Linked DNA regions of Homo sapiens: region 1 is linked to region 2. A link is a loop called in an ENCODE intact Hi-C map of the cell type or tissue named here. Cell type or tissue: sigmoid colon. All regions are shown on one strand. Links, peaks and the distances in the headings refer to the core of each region. The heading gives the core; the rest is flanking DNA. Region 1 overlaps SSPN (sarcospan). Region 2 overlaps BHLHE41 (basic helix-loop-helix family member e41).

What was found. A loop is a pair of places that touch in the nucleus more often than their neighbours do. Peaks named below come from ENCODE experiments on the same cell type or tissue, not always from the same donor. Only the 100,000 strongest peaks of a DNase experiment are listed, where the experiment ranks them.
Region 1: it touches region 2 in a loop (2.1-fold over the local background); 13 of 110 quality-filtered maps call a loop at or near these places.

Annotation. Positions count from the first base shown.
Region 1 is chr12:26,225,758-26,228,257 of GRCh38, forward strand. All of the region lies in intron 2 of SSPN (sarcospan), which reads left to right. The region is part of intron 1 of SSPN-AS1 (SSPN antisense RNA 1); the gene reads right to left. Among named protein-coding and RNA genes, the nearest start is that of SSPN, 31 kb to the left of the region's middle. RefSeq lists an enhancer at 491-1,126. In sigmoid colon, for the core only: no CTCF peak of the experiment used is centred there; a DNase peak (open chromatin) is centred at 1,084; H3K4me3 peaks cover 1,272 bases.
Region 2 is chr12:26,103,316-26,120,951 of GRCh38, forward strand. BHLHE41 (basic helix-loop-helix family member e41) reads right to left here. Exons shown (of 5, transcript NM_030762.3): 5 at 16,715-17,636. Among named protein-coding and RNA genes, the nearest start is that of BHLHE41, 13 kb to the right of the region's middle. RefSeq lists a silencer at 10,845-11,194. In sigmoid colon, for the core only: a CTCF peak has its summit at 16,312 (motif pointing right); no DNase peak of the experiment used is centred there; H3K27ac peaks cover 67 bases.

The sequences.
Region 1 (2,500 bases), core at 1-2,500, 110 kb after region 2:
AAAAAAAAAGCCAGAAAGCTTAGTAAGAAATGGCCTGTTAAATTACAAGAACTTCATCCAGTAGCTGAAGAACACCCCAAACTAGGTTTTTATTAGTTTATGTGAAATACCCTCATTTTCCCCCCAGATGATCCCAGAAAACAGCAGAGTCAAAAGCATCAGCTTAAGAGAGACCCCAATGCCATCTCAGCATCTGCACCTTAGTTAAAATAGGGAGTAAGAGAAAAAAAATAGAAAAAAAAAAAAGTCACTGCCAATGTCAGCCAGGTTGAGGATTCCCCACTAGGAAGATCTCATTAGCTACCTCTTTTTTTCCACCCGTGACAGGCATTGGCAAATACTGAGGCACTTTCCTCTTCTCCTGAACGTGACCTTTCTTGATGCTTGCTGCTAGCTCTCTAAGGTTGCATGCTACATTATCTTCAGGTTGAAAGTGAGCTTCAGCCCATCTCCAGATTTTCCAATGACACAACAGGGGACAGCTGACTTCCCTTATGCTTCTCACACTACTGGGGGGGCGAAGGCATAACATGCATCTTCATAGGGCGTTTCTCATCAGCATAGCCGCATTTTGGTGCCCCCATCTCGGGACCCTGGCCTAAGCTTTGTTAGAGGATTTATTTCCTCCTGTTGAATGCCCAGATAGCCAGGACAAGCAAACGGGCCATGATGACAGTCTCATTGTAGTCCACACGTGCACACACACGCACCCTCCCTTTCGCTTAGAGAAAATAGCCACGGGCTCTTTTTTTTTTCTCAAGCTGGGACAGCCCTCTGGGGGTTCGGGGATTGGGGGTAGGGTCCCTTCGCAGGCCCTCGATGCCACCAGCGCGTTCCTTTTTCCTCCCTGGGCTTTGCCTCTCTGCCTCTGGGCTTGGCTGGGCATCGGCTGCAGGTCGCGCTTCCTGCCTTTCCTAGTGGCCTGACTTTCTCAGGGCTCCCCTGGAGGTTCGGAAACGTGTCGGGGGCATGTGCCTGCGGAAACATTCCAGGGCACGTTCCCTCCTGCCCACATCCAGGAGGCCCCTGGGCTGCTTGCGGCAGCCTCCTCCCGAGCAGTGCGCTGCAGAAGGGCCCTTCCCGTTCAGGCCACCGGGGAAGGTAATTAAATTGGAGCAGAAACACCCTCCTCCCGAGGTCACCGAACGTGAAAGCTGCAGGCCGGGTACCAATTAAAGGCAGCGAGCGAGCGGAGACGCGCCCGGGCGCTGCTGTTACATAAGCGCCCGGGGCCACCGCGCCTCCGCCCGCTGCGCAGCGCCGGGCTGATGGGCTGACACCCGCAAGACAGATGCCTCCCGCGCCGGGCTTTTATCAAGATATATTTGCTCGGATTCTCAAGGTCATCGTAAACACTCTTCCTTATAGTGTATTCGTGCCATGTAGGTAAAACAAGCCACTTGATTTTAAATTACAGATTCTAACCCAGAAGCTTGTTGCTGTCAGATGAGTTAAAAGCCATGAAGGAAAAATGCCACAGCGCTGCAGATAAAGCCTGCAGGCTTTAGGGGGGATCGAGTATATATTTATGTCTTAAAATGGATAAGAAACTTGATTCCGTGGCTTTCTCTAGTTTACTTGGCCTGATGCTTTCCGGAGTGGGAGAAGCCGAGTCACTAAAGTGTGAGATAGATACGCACGATATAAATTTATTCATACTCAGAGAAGCTAAGGGGCATGGTTTTTCTTTATGTTCTCTTTGGGTTCTAGCATAAACGGTTTAATTAAAATTGAGCAACCACTGTGTTTGTGTAAATGTTTACATCCTTCCTACAAGCCAAGAATGCATTGTTACTCCCACATGACAAAATAAGACAAAAGCAGTCGAATTAATATCCTCAGTCCTCAGAACTGGCAGCTCTTTCCATCCCTACTAATTTGCTTATTATTTCACAAATACTTAAATAGGCTCCTGTATACCAGACGCTGTTCTAAGTTCTTTACAGACATCAACTCTTTTGATCCTTGTAATTATCCTGTGAAGTAGGTGCTATTATGATCATCATGCCAAGTTTACAGATGAAGAAGTACAGGTGCACAGGGATTGATGAATTTGCCCAGGGACCATGGCTAGTGAGGGGAGAACCTGACTCCCTGGTTCACGCTGTTAATCATCAGCCAGTACTGCTGCGCACTTGTTAAATGGTCTTGGGCACATCTTTTAATCTCTGAGCCAAAAAGTCATCTTTTAAAAATAGACAAAATTCCCATTTTCAGCAAATGGATTTTTGTGACTATCATGAATGAGTAAAATCTTTTTCAACTATTTGAATTATTTGCAGATTGAGAATGAGGGATTATTGTCATTGCTTCAAGATATTGCCCAACAAATGTTACAGAAAATTGCTATCTAAGGAGCTTGGTGCGGTGGCTCATGCCTGTAATCTCAGCACTTTGGGAGGCTGAGTCAGGAGGATCACTTGAGGTCAGGAGTTCAAGACCAGCCTGGGCAAAATGGTGAAACCCTGTCTCTATCAAAAAAAATACAAAAATTAGCTGG
Region 2 (17,636 bases), core at 15,136-17,635:
AGTTATAAAACATGATAAAATGTTTCATCAATTCATCCCTTTGGGCTCACTTTTAAATTTTGTTTAAGTTTTTCTGTTAATTTACTATAAATGTTTAATAAATTAAGAGTATATTATTCTCATGAGCTAACACTTCCTCCAAACTATTTTCAACCAATGAATTAAAGGATAATGGAATGCTTTTATCGGGTACATAATAAATGGTCAATGCCACCAAATGTTACCAATTTCCAATATTAGAGACATAAAAAATGTAGAAAGGCTGTTCATTTTATGAGGGGATGGTTGAGTGAATTAATTTTAAAAATATTTACTGGATGCTAGACACGGTGGTAGGTACTGGGGGTACTTAAATTAATAATTAGCCAGGACCCAATGCCCACCCTACATCAATTTCAAGAACAGGAACAATAAATGTAAATACATCAGAAGTATTCAACTTGGGGACTTTCAGGAGAATACAAAAATAGAAATAAGGAGACATTCTTTTCATCCTATTCTGGTTCAATTACTTTGTTCTCTGTACAAGCTGGAGAGCACATATTCTCCCATCATGAGAGAAAGGGTGGCGGTCATTCAACCCAAACCAATCACATGTGCTTTGGGCAGAAACTGTCAATATTAAGGCAAATCACATCCAGTTTATCACAGACTCAGTTAAAATAGAAGGAAAATATTCCCTGAAATATGGTCTCTGATGCTTGGTAACAGTGCTTTGGAGCTTGACAGATGTAGAGACAGCCAATCACCTTTACATCTGCCAAAATATCTATTCTCCAAAGCCAGAAAGATAAAACGCCTAAAACCACAATGTGAAGAGTTGAATATTGAAAATTCCATATGTTTTGCAGGTTGATGCTAAATCCTATGAGAAAAACCAGCACATCGGGGCTCTTGTAACCAACTTTCAGGAAAGGAATCCTAATCTCCGAGAGGCAGGTATAAGAAAGATTACTGTTTATAAAGGAGTATGGCCATGCTGACCTTCAAAGTGGGCAGAGCCACAGCAAGCCACCTCATCAGGTCTGATAACCATGTCCTGGAAATGGGTGATTTGGAGATGGCTGGTAGGGCCAACTATATAAGAGTTGGCCTTATTGGTGAAGTAGCCAAACAAATGAGGATGCTTCAAAACTACCATTCGAGTGAACGGAGTTGGGCAGTGGGGGACAGGATTTAGGGCTGAGCACCTAATTTCTCAATCAGATAAAGGGCAAGGTGGTTCTCCTCCTCCCAGCTTGGGTAGGAAGTGCAATCAGTCCGATTTCACAACAGAGAAGGCAAATCCTCCTATGCTGATGTCTTCTCCTAAAATCTATTCCTTGCTCACTCTATCATAGGCACACTGGCCTCCTGACTGTCCCTTGGTTGTGCTGTGCATGCTCCTAGCAAGGGCCTTTGCACTTGCTGTTCTCTGTGCCTGGCACACTCTTCCCCCTGATTTCCTCATGGCCCCCTTTCTCACCTCCTTCAAGACTTTCCTACTATCTCAGTGAGGCCTAGTGTATTCATTTTTTATTGCAGCCATAACAATCACAACTTACTGGCTTAGTATATATAGGGTGAATTCCCATATACACTTCATGTGGCATAAGACAATACAGATTCATTTTCTTATAATTCTGTAGGTCAGAGAGTCAAAGTGAGTCATATCAAACTAAAATCAAGATGATTCTAAAATCGAAGAGGACAGTCTGTGTTCCCTTCTAAGGGCTCTAGGGGAGGCTCCCTTGTAGGACGGAGGTCCCTGTTTCCTTGCTGTCAGCTGAAGGCTGCTCCTGGCTTCTGGAGACTTCCTGCATTCCTTAGTGCTGGCCCCCGGCCTCCACCTTCAAAGCCAGATATGTGGAGTTCTTCTTCCTTCTTTAAATGTTATGAATGGCATTTATTTAGTAACACTGACATTGGTATTAAAATGGGACTACACATTTAAAAAAATCACTGTATTATAAAAATGTCATAAATTTCTCTGGACTCTAAAATTGAAATAAAATTCATAAACACATATCCTCATTTCTCTAGAGATGGATGCGTCTTATGTAGGTAGAAAGAAAATGAAATGGCTAATATGTACCCAGTTTTAAAGGGTATCTAAGGAAAGGTATATTAAGGACACTCAGTTTTTAATTTGGGCTATAATTTTTTTTTGTTTTTTGAGACAGAGTCTTGTTCTGTCACCCAGGATGGAGTGAAGTGGCGCGATCTTGGCTCACTGCAACCTCTGCCTCCCGGGTTCAAGTGATTCTCCTGCCTCAGCCTCCTGAGTAGCTGGGATTACAGGTGCTCACCATCACGCCCAGCTAATTTTTGTATTTTTAGTAAAGATGGGGTTTCACGACGTTGGCCAGGCTGGTCTCGAACTCCTGACCTCAAGTGATCCGCCCGCCTTGGCCTCTCAAAGTGCTGGGATTACAGGCGTGAGCCACAGCACCTGGCCAATTTGGGTTATAAATTGTGAGTGAGAAAATCACAGAGGTGACATGCCCTTGCATCACTTAATATAAATGGGTACATGATATCCACCTGACTTATCACTAGTGATATTAACCATGATCACTTGGTTAATATCACTTGTTTAAGGTGGTGTCTGTCAACTTTCTCCACCGTAAAGTTACTATTTTTTTCCCTACTCTAATCTTTAGAAATGAATCATTAAGTCCAGTCCACACTGAAGGGGATGCTTTATTTATTCCTTATTTGAAAAAATTTTTTTTAACTTACAGAAAAGTTACAAAAATCCTACAATGAATTCCCATATACACTTCATCTAGATTCACCACTGATAACATTTTCCATATGTGGTTTATCAAGATCTCTCCTGCTCCCTCTACAAATATACATATTATTGCTATTCATATGACTATTTGAACTGAAACATTTGAGAGTAAATTGAAGACATCATAACCTTTTGTCCCATATACTTCATCATGTATACCCTAAGAACAAGCAATTCTTTCATCTTCATAGTACAATGACCAATTTCAGGAAATTTAATATTAATATAATGCTATTATCCAATATAGAGACCAGCACTTCCACTTCTGTCTCTGATGGAGTATCTGGGACTAGTCCTCTTGCCTTAACTGTAAAACTGGATGAAATATCAAAGGCAAGTGTTTTCAGACATTGGCGAACAAGCAATACGAGGCAGAGTAGGCAATGCAAGACTGCAATCAATCCCTGAAGGCAGGGAAACCTAAGAGGTGAACGTCATGATGAGCCTGGCTCCCTGCCTGGGGAAATTTTCCTAACTGCAGAGTAGTGATCCAGAATGCACGCAGAGCACAGCAGTCCCTCTGAACTGAGGAGGAAGAGATCAGAGGTTGGGGCAGCTGAAGTGCCAGAATCTGCAAGGCAAGGTCCCAGGGAGATGGGAGCTGTGCAGGTTACAGAAATAAAATTATGAGTTCATACTAATACCTCTACTTCCAATATAATTGCACTAGGCTTTCCCTAGCCTTCCCCCAGCCCATATTTCTGGCTCCCTTTCAGAAGCCCGGTTTGAGAGCAGACAGGCAAAGTCACCATTTCCACTGTCCAGTTTCCTAGCCAAGGGAAAACCTGCCAGTGATAAGGTGCGTAAAATGAGGGATGTGGCCCAAGAGTCATTGGTTTGAAACCCAGAGAACTGATGACGTAAAACTCAGAGAATAACAGATTTAGTAAGGGTGCACCAAACATAAATAGAAATGTAGGGGGTAGAGAACAGCATATTTGCCATCTAAAGCCCCAGTTGTGATATTCTTTAACAAAAATTCCCAGTTATTTAGTTGTAGTTTTTTTAAATTGACTCACTTATTACTGCTTACCACAGCTCCTTCCTTTCTGAGTACTGTATTTTGATTCCTTTCTTTATTGTCTGGTGTCCATCTTTCAGTAACTTTTTTCAAGAAAGCTTCGTGGATTTGGTCTCCCTTGGTTCCATGATTATCACCTTGGCCACATATCGTAATGAACTTGAAAACTTTTGAAAAACTACTGACTTTTGGGCATCATCCCAGACCAATTCAGTCAGGTTCTCTGAGGGTAAGATCCATGCAACAGTATTTTAAAAAAAAATTCCTCTAGTGAGTCTAATATGCAAATGAATATCTCCAATCTCAAATAAATTACACAAACAGGCTCTCTTAGTGGGGCAAAGAAAAACCAAAGAAAGTTGCAAGTGAAGTTCAAAAACACAGGGTTGATTTGAGAATGTTGGTTTGTTGCCTTTATACTAAAGGAACTCCTTGGATTTTTTTAAAAAATGCATCACTTTTTTCTTTCTCTCACAACTATATAGGCTGGTGCATTTCAAATTTTAATGTGCTTTGGTCCATTGGAATCATCTTTGCATCTGGTCAAAATGCAGATTCTGATTCAGTAGATCTGGAATGGCAACTGAGATTCTGCATTTCTAATAAGCTCACAGGCGATGCCAATGCTGCTGGTTCATGGACCACACTTTTGAGTAGCAATGGTATAAATCCTGCTCCTCTGCCTTCTGTAATAAGAATTGCTTTGGAGGAATCTGGGGATACCTGAACATGGCCATTGTTTCCCTCTTGAGTGGCTTGCTTCTTTTTCCTTGGATGTTAATATGATTTTCTTCTTATCTTTGAAATTCAGATATAGTTAGGTTACATGTGTTAAGCCATAAAATAACGATTCCCACATTGATATTGCATTTGCCTCTGAACCCTTTTTTGTTCTTGTGCCTGTGAGGCCTAACTCCACAAGACTTTCAGCTCTTCCTGAGGACTTTTCATAGGATTGACAGGATGCCTGGCCTACCTAGTGACTGAGATTCTGGTTTCCTTATTTATGCATTTGTTACAATCAAATGGGTTTGTTCTTTGCAACCAAAAAAAATTAAAGACTATGGATTTTAAACCAGACAATGTAAAAATAAAGACTGCATAGAATGCTGTGGCAAAAAGCAACATTAATGCAAAAAAAATTTAGTTATAGTGGTGACTGGCAGAAAGAAGGGCAAGGGCAAAGAAGATTCCTGTATTCAATGGGCTTCTTACAAGTCATTATTTGAGCTAGGTTGAATGACAGACTTGTAAATAAGAGAAAAGGGTTAAAAAAAAAGTTATGGTGCCAAAAAAGAGAGGAAGAAAAAATAAAAGATTAGAATGTGATGCTAAATGATGCTAGAATACTTTAAACCAAGTAAAAGCTGTAAATTAAGAAATAAGAATAAAAAATTTTAAACGAGTAACAAGCCAAATTTTAAACCAAGAAAACTATTTTTAAAAGCCCTAATAAAACAGAAGTATGAGCTATAAGATAAATGGAATAAAGGTTGGAGCAAGAAGATAAATTTAAAAAGAAAATTAGAAGGTTAAAATAACTAAGGTCAAAGTTAAAAATGAGGTCAGTTATGAAATAATTTAAAGCAGATATTCTAAGTAAGTAAAGGTTGAAAGCCAACAGGGTAATAAGGTAAGATTTAAAATAGGACATGAGATACTTTAATCCTTCATGAGAGTAGGATTAAAGATAAAAATAATCAGATGATTTATATGGATGTTAAGATATCATCAAACATAAAAAAAAAGTTTAAGTTAGAAGTAAAAAGAAGAGAAAACATACAAGGAGTAAGAGGGCTTGGAGCTTATCTGTCTTTTCCCCCAAAATAATCTTTTAATGGAGTAGTGGTGTCTTAATGGGGTAAAAACCCAAGAGGACAGAGAGCAATGTGACACCTTGGTCATGGAGGCTCCCCTTTGCTCCCCTCAGCAAGTACCAGAATGCCAGCCTCACCAGCAGTAACCAGAGAAGACAGACAGGAGGTTTCATACAGCAAACTCACAGCTGGATGGCACCAACCTGACCCAGGAGAAACTCCCTGGCCTGCCAGCTACATTCCCTCCTGGATTATCTCCTCCAAATTTAGCCCATGCACAGAGTCAGGGGAACTACCCTCTCGAGATCAATAACCTATGAAAACTCAGGTTTCAACAGTTGTCTCGTGTCTCTAGAAAGTTTAAGGACTGGCCCAGCCTCCAGAGTTTTTAAAAAGGTATTTATTCAATAAATGTTTATTGAGCCTCTTCCCTGTCCCAGGCAGCGTACTAGACTCCAGGAATGCGATGATGAATGAACAACAGATCTCTCTTAACAGAGGTCCAGACTTGTTACATGCGGCGGATAGGGAAGTTTTAACAGGTAGTTTCAATGCATCACCAACGGCACAAGTGGAAGCCTTGGCTTTGAGCAGGAGGAGGGTCACATTTCCTCTGCAGCTGGAAGGAAAGTGAGGACACGGGAGGAGGAAAGCAGGGAGGGCTGAAAGCTGGGGAAAGCATGACCATTGGCAGAATTTTCTTGGTGAAATAGGGGTTTTCCTGAGAGAGAGGAGTCTGGAAATAAGCCGAGGTCTTGGGTAAGTGGGAGAGAGAGGTCTGGGAGGGTCATAAGGAAATTCGAGAAGGAGCTAAGAACAAGTAAACAGTCTGACAGACAGCAGTGCAGGCCAAGCGAAGGCTGGAGGTGGTGCCAATCTGCCTGACAGGACTGTTAGGGCGTCCAGGTGCTGGAGACATACACAATTAATTACAATACAATGTGAAGAGTCTCAATGTGACAGGATGATTTACTGAGACGTTACTCTCTGTCTGTTCTCCTTGCATTTCCCCCCTCAACCATTTTCAAGAATGGCTCTGGGGCTAGTTACATCAGGGGAGTTTTGAAGCAAACCTCCTACCAGGCCCTTTATTTTTTTCTTTTTTATAGCAGAGGTCTCAAAGCAGCCTTCTCCAGATTGAATAATACTTTAACAGATAGATTTCATTTGTAATGAATAGTGTTTTGAAGTTTTCAAAAATAATTGCCAACATTTTGAAAGTAGATTTCACATAAAATCTAGATTTCAGCTTTTCCTGGAAAAATTGGATGATCTCGCAATACTGGGCCTACGTTTTCACCAGGCTGCAATTGCTTGGAGCTGAGTAATGTCTGTCCCTTTTAAAGGAGGCGCAACCTCCAGTTCACTCTGGTCCCTACCATTTTCTCTGCCAATACCATTCATTCAGGTTAGCTGCCTGGTCTCTGCAGCCCTCTCTAAATAAAGCTGGAAATTATGTTAGGGGGAAGGAGTGGAGGCAGAAGCAATAAGCAGTGGGGCACAGGTGTGCAGCTCCTTGGGCGTGGCAAAGCCCAGGAGGGGAATAGGGACACAATGCCCCAAAGGCCTAGGACTTCCAGCATCAGCAAAGACTCCTACCTAGAAAGTGACAGAGAAGGCAAGGATACCAAACAGCAGGCTCTGACACTGACAATTATCTAGGGCAGTCTGAGAAAGAAGGGGTCCTTCCCCTGGTTCCTGAAATCCCGAGTCCTTGTGAAAATCCTAGAGAGTTTGGGGAGGGGAGGGGGACAGGAGAGTCCACAATGACTGAGATCATTTTCCAACAGCCCTTGGGGAAGTAGCGTGAAGTCAGACTTAATGAGAGAAAATAAGAATATCCATCACTTCTTGTACATGCACGTTTGTGGAATAAGATGTTAAACATCAAAATGGAGATTTAAAGAAAGGGCTAAGAGTAAAGAAGTGGGTGAGGTTAAGTTTTGACTAAAATAGTTATGGAAGTTTTCACAGAGGAGGTGCAATTTGAGCTGAGTTTTGAAGGATGAGTAGGAGGTATCCAAATGTAAGTTAATCTACCTAAAGACAAACATTTGAGAGTGCAAAGCATATTCAGGGAACTTGCAGTAGTTCCGTGCAACTAGGCCATTAGATGCTCATCTTTCGGTGGGGGAAAACAGGACAAGGAAGGAAATGGAAGAGAGTGAAACCAGAAGGGAAGGTTTAAGCCTTCACACATTCTTCATGACTGTATGAAGTATACTATGCTTTAGTATACCTTCTGTGTTTAGAAAGTTAATTGACTGGGCGCGGTGGCTCACGTCTGTAATCCCAGCACTTTGGGAGGCCAAGGCGAATGGACCACAAGGTCAGAAGTTCGAGACCAGTCTGCCCAACATGGTGAAACCCTGTCTCTACTAAAAATACAAAAATTAGCTGGGCATGGTGGCAGCGCCTGTAATCCCAGCTACTCGGGAGGCTGAGGCAGGAGGAATTGCTTGAACCCTTGAACCCGGGAGGCGGAGGTTGCAGTGAGCCGAGATCGTGCCACTGCACTCCAGCTCTGTGGGACTGAGCAAGACTCCATCTTGGGGGAAAAAAAAAGAAACAAAGTTAATTGTGCTGGCTGTGTGTTCAATGCTTGGGGAAAGGGAGATTGGACAAAGGCCGTTAAGTAGGCTCTTGCAACAGTCCAGGTGAGAGTTGATAAGGGTTTGAATAGTCACTGTGGGAATGGAAAGGCGGGTTTGGATTTCAATAGTCATTTATTGAGTACTTACTGTGTGCCAGGCATTGTGCTAGGTGCTGAGATTACACAAATAAATACTGAGCCTTGCTTTGAAGAAGCTCATTGATTAAGGGACAAAGATGACCACACCTGGTAGAGCCAGCCTAGAGCTGAAGCAGCTGAGACTGTCAAGCCTTAGTCTCATGTGTTGTACATTCCATCATGGGTCACATTCTGAGGGTCTGTTTCCACACAGGGGTTGGGGCCATCTAAGAGGTGAGATACAACCTACCTTGCAAGTTTTGAAACTCATTTCTTCCTCTACAGGGCTATTACAGCTATTCTTGCTGACTAAAGGGATCAAATGATCAAAATCTCCTTTAATTTTCAATTTTACAGAAGGAACTTCTCTAGATGAGCAATTTTTTAGACATGGTAACTTGCAATCATTTGGACTAAGGTGAAATTGAATTAACTCTATTGTTAAGGGAACTCCATTAATGCTTCATCACTGTTTCCAATAAGCTTCCGAATCAGGCTGAATCTTTTCCCACTTGCAGGTATAAGATGTTCACTGCCTTTGCCTCCTTACCACTTGCTGACTTCTCTATGTAGTTTATTCTTTGGATCACACAGTGCCTGGGACATAGGTGTTCAGTAAGAGTGGAGGACATGGGTTCGTAACACGCAATGTGATGCTTTGAAAAGTTGTGCGCTGTTATCTTTGGAGGCGATCAAACTGAACTAGTTGCTAGAAATGTTCATTCATCCAGAAAATATTTATTGAGAGTCATACATATTTATTTACAAAAGGCCATGTTTATTTACTTATTTATTGCCAGACACCATTCTTGCATTGCACAAAGCAACGAACCAAACTAAGTCCCTGCTTATCCTAGTGAGGTGGACAAGCAATAAACAGATTATGAGTGTGTATACACACACAGTACATCGTTGTAATGACAGGTGATACCTGCTATTTAGAAAAACAAAACAGTAAAAATAAAGGATGATGTTGGTGGGGAGGAAGCATTTTATACATTGCCTATGGGTTGCTCGGGGAAGGCCTTTCTAAAGAACGGTATTTGAAAAGAGACTTACAAAACATGGAGAGAAAAGGTGACGGAATTGGCTTTCCAGATATCTGGGGACCCAGTCTTGCAGGCAGAAGAAGGAAAAAATGCAAACATTCTGGTAAAGAATCAAGCCTGTCCTGCTGGAAGACCAGCAGGGAGGCTAGTATGAAAGGAGTGAGGAAAGGGGAGAAGAAAGAGGAGACCGTGAGTAGGAATTGATAGGATTAGAGATCCAGCCCTTTCACCTGACATTCTTCCTAAGGGCCAACTGAAAAAATTTCATGCTGAGGGAGAGGATGACTAATTGTCGTAAATAATCATTGTGTTGGCAAATGCCTGGGAAGCTTTGAGACTTTGCTAGGAGTCGTAAACATCACGAGCGGTGATGAACTTGCCTGTATGATCGCTGCTGTATCTCCAACGCCTGGCACATATAGAAGCTCAATATATATTTGAGTGAATGTTTGAAGTTTATCTTTGCTTTTTCAACCTTTCAGAATATTAATGACTAAACTGTCTCGTGCAAACGGTCTAACGTGGTGGGGGGCCGCGGGGAGGAAGTGCAATTGAAACTCAACCTATAGGACATTATGCATACATATCATTAACAGACAAACAACAAACAAAGGATGCCTTGTGCTTTGTTAATGTCTGTTAGCTTCCAGCAGCCTGTCTCCAGGGTGGCACTCACTGTGCCATTTAGACTGGAGAGATTACAACCATTCTGTAATGTCTTAGCAAATACTGGCACCTGACCTGTCCAGATATTTCTGGCAACGTCTGAGATCTTTTTCCATCACATGACCAAAGCCATATTTGCAGAGGGTAGTGGTACTTCTCTACTTTTGCAACACCCTTGGGTATACTCAGTTATCTAAAAGACACCATGAACTCCAAATTACTCCAAAGTAATTGTTCATTTTAGGCTGTTTATAAACAGGCATGTTTCAGAAAGTGTTACAAAATCAACGTGGTCACTTCCAAGAGTGAAAGTGTTAGATGACCAATTTGCCCAAAAGGGGTTTGTAAATAACTAGATGGTAATTTACCAAAAAAAACCCAACCAAACAAACAAACAAAAAAAAAACAACAAATCCATCCCCCGGCCCCTGGCTACATTAGTTTCCTTCATTTTACTGCACCATGCAAAATCCGTTCGTGCCATAAAATCACTTCTCTTACTTTACACCTTGAACGGAAAGTCCCAGTGTATTTCATCACAATTAAACAAATCGCCTAGTACTTAATTAGTGGGAATTCAATTTGCAAAACTCCACGTGAGCCCAGTGAAAAGATGTAATGCCTCAGACAGCCGGTACTGCGACACCTCGTTTGCCCAGAACTCTCCTCTGGCACTTTCTCCCCACCCCCACCCACCACCTGGGGTTTTCCCCGCAAGTCCTGGCCCGGGGCCTGGACCTGCTGAGGTCCCGCCCGGCCGCGGCCCGCTCTAGACCGGAGTTCCCGCCCCAAGGCCCTTCTGAGGCGGGTGTCGACCTTCGCGTAACCCGCGCCCAGGAGGGCCGCTCGGAAACTGCTGTGTCAGAATGGTTTGAGGAGTCCCGAGTCAGAGCCAGCTTTAATTCGGGAGGGATGACTACCCAGGGCTGGCCCGCGGAGACGCAGCCGGGAAGGGTGTGGTGCAGCTGTCGGGAGAGCGCGCCCGGGCCCGGCCGCCTCGGCTCCGCCCTCGGCCCCACGGTCCCCCATCCCGCCGCCCGCCAGCGCCCCGGGGCCAGCGTCTGGAGAACTGTGGACGCGCACGCGCGTAGGACGGCGAGCAGGCCCCGCCCCTCCCCGGCCCCCTCTCACGTGCTGCTCAGCGTGCGCCCAGACATGTGCGGGCACACGTGACAGCGCCGCGTCCGGCCCCGGTTCCCTAACCCCGCGCGGCTGTACTTTGAACCCAGGCGTGGGAGACTGGAGCAGGGAAGGGAGGAAGGAAAACCAGGCGGGGAGGCCGGCCTCGGGGAGAATGATATCATCTGCAGCTTTATCGCTAGGCAACCTAAGAATGCTTTTCCTCTCTCTCCAATCCTAGAGCCCCTTGAAGAGCTCAAGGCTGATGACATTATTCCCCCCTCCTTTCCCTCCAACCCCCCATGCAGCGCTCAAACGGTGATTCAAGGAGCAAGGGTTGGTTTACTAGTTTTAAAATGAGGATCTTAGCAGGCACAGTTCAGAAATCGATCCATTATCGCGCCCACTTGGGTCTGCAGAGGCCTTCGGGGGTGCCTGCAGTCAGGTGCCTCTCTGGTCATACGCGGTTTACACAACCACGATATGGCTAGGCAGATAGATAAGCCTTGTTCAAGATAATATGTATTTGAAAACTAAGTCCTGCTTAAGGTGTCTTAGAATCCTGTGTCTTTATAATACTATAAGGGTTTTTCTGGTTGCTCTGAGTTACAGGTCGCCAGGAGTTGGGTCAGACTGAAGTCCCCCTGTTACAGCTAATTTTCGAATCACAGTGAGGAAGCCGCAAGGCCGCATATGGAAGCAACATGTATTAAACTATCTGGCAGATACTCAATATCTCTGTTGTGCAGCACATAATATTCTGTGTGCACACCCATATGGAAAAGGCTCCAAAATTGAAACCTTAGCTAAAGTTCACAGTGCCCTAAAAATACTCTATATAAAAACTGTAGCACATGGCCCTCTCTCCAGCTTGCTGGATTCTAGAGGTTCTCTCTGACCAGCTTCATAGGTTATTTTGGTCCTAGATCCCTTCTGTTATAGAGAACCTCTAGGGCACAACCAGGACCACACAGGTATAGAGGGGCAGAAAGCCCACCGTTATGTGGAGACTTCCAAACTAGGAAAGGCACATTTCTGGATGTCTCCAAAGTGAGTGGATGATGGAATAGTATGGTTATTTGTAGGAGACTTTGAAAATTATTTCCCTAGAATTTCATCTCTCTCAAAATTATTGCATGCTCTATGCCATAATTTAGCAAGATTATTATGGTGATAATCTTTCCTTCTCCACCAGCAAGTATACTCTGCCTTTGAGGATCGCACATGGGCTAGCTCAACTCATTCCATGAGAAAACCTTAGCCTGTCCCTCCCCATTACTAAAACTATGGCATAAAAGTATAAAGAGCACTAGACTCAGAACCAAAAATCCTGGTTCTCTTACTGAGCTCTATGACCTTGGACTAGTTCTTTGCCTCAGCTTCCTCCCAAAGGTTTTTGAAAATCAGGCCTTAGGATGCCATGTTTCCCTCTAGAACTGCTCAGTCTCTCTCACTCCCTTACTCGAAGGGAAAGAAGTCACCATTAGTTTCTTTTGTAAAACAGATAGATGGAGGAGGTGAGACAAAGAGCTGCTCATGAGGTACTGCTTTCGTTCCCCTACCACATGAGATATGATCATGCTCTGAATACTATCATATCTCACTTCGCAGCAGGAAATATCGTGACTCCCTAGTCCCAGCCCATGGTTCAAATCCTCAGGAGGCGATTTTGGTGAGAGCCAGCATAGCAGTCACGCTCTAAAGAGACTGGCAAGTTAGGAAATCCTTGCTTAGACCTCAAGTCAAATATAGCCAATTAAACTGTACTGCAGCTTATTGTAAATGGCACTTTTTAAAGTTTAATTTCCAGTTGTTCATTGCTAGTGTATAAAAATACAATGTATATTTGTTTATTGATGTTTTCTTCTGTAGCTTTTCTAAATTCTTGTATTTGTTCTAGTAGGATTTTTTTTTGGTAGATTGATTCCCTATGATTTATGTACCTGATAATGTCATCTCTAAATAAAGAAAATTTTACTATAAAAACGTAAATAAAGTGTAGTGCAGCTTAGCACGGGAGCAGGGTCGGCCAGAACCTTCTCTTTGGAGATGGCCTCATGCCCTTATTGTGCTGCCGTTCCTTCTGTAAAACCCAGCTACTTCTCACCTAGGCCTCCTCACTTGGATGTAATTAGTAGCTCCCACCCCCACCACAGCAGTGTATCCATCCCTGGATAACACTTACTGTGTTGCAATGTAATTTATTTTAGTATAGGTCTATCACCCACACTAGACTCTGAGATCTTCAGAGGTTAATCTTTGATTCTCTAGCACTTACCATGGCACCTCACATACAGCAAGCAAAACAAATATCTGAATCCCCACACCATTTATTGAATCCATAAACTCAAGAAGAAAAGGAATATGCTGTAATCGATGAGGAGTCTGAAACCTCTCACCATGGGTGTGTCTAAATTCAGAGGCAGCATCTGGACCTACACACCCATCCTGCCAGTTCCCCAGAATACTTTTGCATTCTGCCGGCTGCCCAAGAAGTCCAATACCCAGAGGCAGGGGAGGTTACATACTAGAAGCAGGAGCCAGAGTCATCCTTAAATCAAAATGCTGAGTCAGTTTCACTAGTGGCCCTCCCTCCCCTATTCTTAGCAACTAGAGAGAGGTGTTCATCTAATCAAATAACTTATTCCTGACATGCAAATTTGTTTATTTTGTGGTTAGTTGTGGGCTAAAACCATTAGCAAGTTGCTTTTATTTTTATGTAATAAAATGATGGCAAAATATATAACGTATTTGAAGGCATTTGCATAAGTAATCTTGAAGGCATTTGCATAAGAAGCATCGCTGAGAATCTGGAAGTTAAAGGAAATAAAAAAGCTGAGAATCTATCTGGAAGTTAAAGGAAATAAAAAAGGTCACAGATTCTACAAATTCACACAACTTACTTGTAGAACAAACCCTCAGGTCCTCTGTCAGAGCCTATTTACTCTAATTTTAGCACATTTCAAATGGGCGTGGTAGTGTTTAAATGGTTTCCCAGCCCACAGTAAGTCAGAGGTAGCAAATTAGATAAGAGATGGAGGAAGCACTCTGAGGCTTCAAGAAGTGACAGCTGACAGGCTAGCTGTGCGTAAAGAGACTGAAAAACCCTATAAAAAGCAGGTAGAACTCAAAAAAAAATTTGGTGCAGGTGCAATTACTCCCAGATGTCATGCATAGTGCAAAAATGATGTTTACAATGATGACCCTGAATTATTGAGAAAGGTTAAGTATGTCCAGGTTAAGACATTTAGAGGATATGTGTAATACATTTTAGTATGCTTTCCACTAAAAATTCAAAAATGAAAAACAGCACTGGCATTTGAACATAGAAGTTTTAGTTTTCTAAACCACTGACTGTCCCTCCTGTCGGACAAACTAGGCATCACTGAATTTAGAATTTTAAAATATCAACATTTAAAAAAGGTGGTTTTATATTTGTTTGGAGTTTTCAATATGGAATCTCTGAACGAGCATAAGAAACCCGATTTTAAGACAAACGTACAACTCCTAGAATAGCATATTTTTAAAGTACATGCTGCGCATGTTTTCTAGTATAAATCCCATCTTAATCACACAAAATATGTGATAATTTCCCACGTCAATCCCTTACTTAAATTCTTCTATGAAAAACTAGAACTTCCATGGGACTTTAGCATGCACTGTAAATCCATCTTGAACTTGTTTAAAATAACAGTGAGAACAATGGGTGGGTCTAAATATATTGAGCTGAGGGTCCAATAGGTTAAGAATTTTTGTTTAATGAAAAATATCAGGTTGCTACCTGAAGTAAAATACCATGATCACAACAGTACAGCCAGCTTTTGGCAATATAATGGTCTTAAGTCATTCATGAGAGCTCTGTTCATTTCTAGCTAATGTAAAAGTCCTTCGTGTGTTTGCCCAGCCATGTCTCTCCAGAGGCTCCACTGGCAATCACTTTCCATGGAAAGGTTAAGAATTGACCTGTGACATAGAAAGGAGTAGGCTGAGCCTCCTTTTACATAACTTTTGAACAAATCTCGGGTGGTGGGCAATAACCAAAGTCATCGCCTGGATGGCCAGAAACAGGGAACTAAATGAAAAATAGTTTCACAATGATAGGAACTAAAACTCCAAATTTTACATAGCTATTAAAGTGTTGTTTCTAGTGCCTTGAAAACGTGCTTAAGGTTAGCTCTTTGGAGGGGAGGGAAGGGCCATTTTTTTTCAATTCAATATAAAGTTTGCTAAGAAATGTGTTATATAAAATTAATCTTTTTAAAGATTATGTAAAATATATGTATGTAAAATTAAATTTTTATGAGTATAATACTATACTCATAAAAACATTGACTCAAGATTCATATTTGCCTGAAGTTGGAAAATCATTTTAGCTGAAATTTCACCACTACAAGTATAGAAGCCTCTTTAGTGAATTATGACTTCAGCCTTTTAATTCATTAAAATAAATCAATGACTAAAATAAAGTTTTTTCAGATTTTCAGATACAATATAGACAATATTATTTTTGCATTTCTGTTCTAACTTTATCTTACCATGTTACCATATGGGCACTTGGACTAAATAACTGACTTGTAAAATCTGGCCCAACTCTGAAGATTTTTTTATCTCATTATACCAAAATTATACACATGCTAAAAACACTGTATTATCCTCTGATTCACTTTTAATCCTTTTTGGTTATGAAACTAATATTACTACAGTAGTGGCATCAAAATATAGCTCAAAATATTTGAAATGCTGTTTTTCCCATTATTCTGATTCAGATAATTTTTCTAAAGTTCAATAAATTAACAATGCTGAAAAATCCTACATAGTTTTCTAGTGTTGATTTCAATTTCCTTTGTTCTATGGTTTGTTACGAAGCTTCATGGGGGCTGCTCAATCAAGTTCAGCTTACTTGGTCCAAGATACTGCAATGGGAAGTAGTTGAGTGACTGAGGGATATAATAGAGCTGGCCACTAGTGCTAGTGCTGACTCTAGGTAGCTCTGTGACCTTGGGAAGATACTTAATATCTCTGGGCTTCCTTTCTTTTTTTCCTATCACGAAATGCAGGGGACTGGATGAGCTGTGGCTCCTTCTGGCTTCATACTGTTATGACTTGCAGTTCAGTTGCCATAAAGTCAGCAGAGGGAGCACTTTTTCTACATCTTATACAATCTGACTCTCATTTAAACATTTTCAAAAATCAAGGGGTTTGTGAAGAACATTCCTGAAACTAAAAGCTGACAATCCTTCACTGTTTGTATCATATCACAGATTTGAATGGAAATTTGAGAAAAGTCTAGAAATTATTTCTGATCCTGGAATTCCATGATAAAGTCCCATGACAGAATTATTTTATAAAAAGAAGCCAAAACACTCTCATATTAAGCACCCCTTTGTGATCATCTATTTATACAAGACCCAGTGAAAGAGGAACACCTGACCATACTAGAGAGGCTATGTGATGTCACAGACGAAAACTGAAAAACTTGTCAATCATTAAAACAATAGAAAATTGGGTCTAACATAAACAAACCACACAAGTTAATTGGTAGGTTTTTCTTTTGCACTTTTCATTAAGATACATTGGGAACGAGCAGGTAGACAAAGCCAGAGCCTGGAGGCTTGCAAGAGATTGGAAATGTGTGACATCAAGCCAATGACAAAAAAAAGCTGTAAATCTGAGAACTGTAGTGATTTGTATCCCTATAGTTATAGATATCTTAAAACTAATTGAGCATCCATTATGTCTTTTTTAATTATTAGACAATATCATATCGTATATTAAAGTTTTTATTCCTTAGTAAGAATTTTTAAATCACAAAATAGTGTGGCAATATTTAGGTAATAGAATTTATGGAGTGCTGAAAATACTAGAATATAAAGGTAATTTCTAGTTTATCGTCACATACTAAACTTTTCTAAACCAGCTGGTTTCTCACAGACAGTATTTATTTTTTTAAAATAATTTAAGACAGCATAAGCTTGTACCAAGCATAAGCATTGTAACAAAAGTGCAACTTTTCAGCAAATCCTCCCCAAAAGATATTTTAACTCAAAATATCATTAGCACATATTTTCTCCCTACAAAAATAGCATGTCAGACATCATTAATTGGATGTATTAACAACTATGTACATAAGAGCCACCTTGTAGGCTAAGAGTTTAACGTTGTTTAAACACAGCGTTTGAGGCAAACAGTAGCAACAGCAGCAGCAAATGCACCAAACTGACGAAAAGACCCAGATATTTTCCTCACTCATAGTCAGACTGTTGTGTCTCACCCCTTACATAACATCCAAGTGAGATTTCTCACAGTGCTACCTTGGCAACAAACTAAAAATATCTAGACAAGGTCTTGGTTTAAGCCTTATTAAAAAAGCTTTCTTTGTGATTATCTGGTATCTGGTTTGGTCTCCAGAAAATACATAGACTTGGAGATAGGAAGGCCTCACAGGACTTCATTCTAT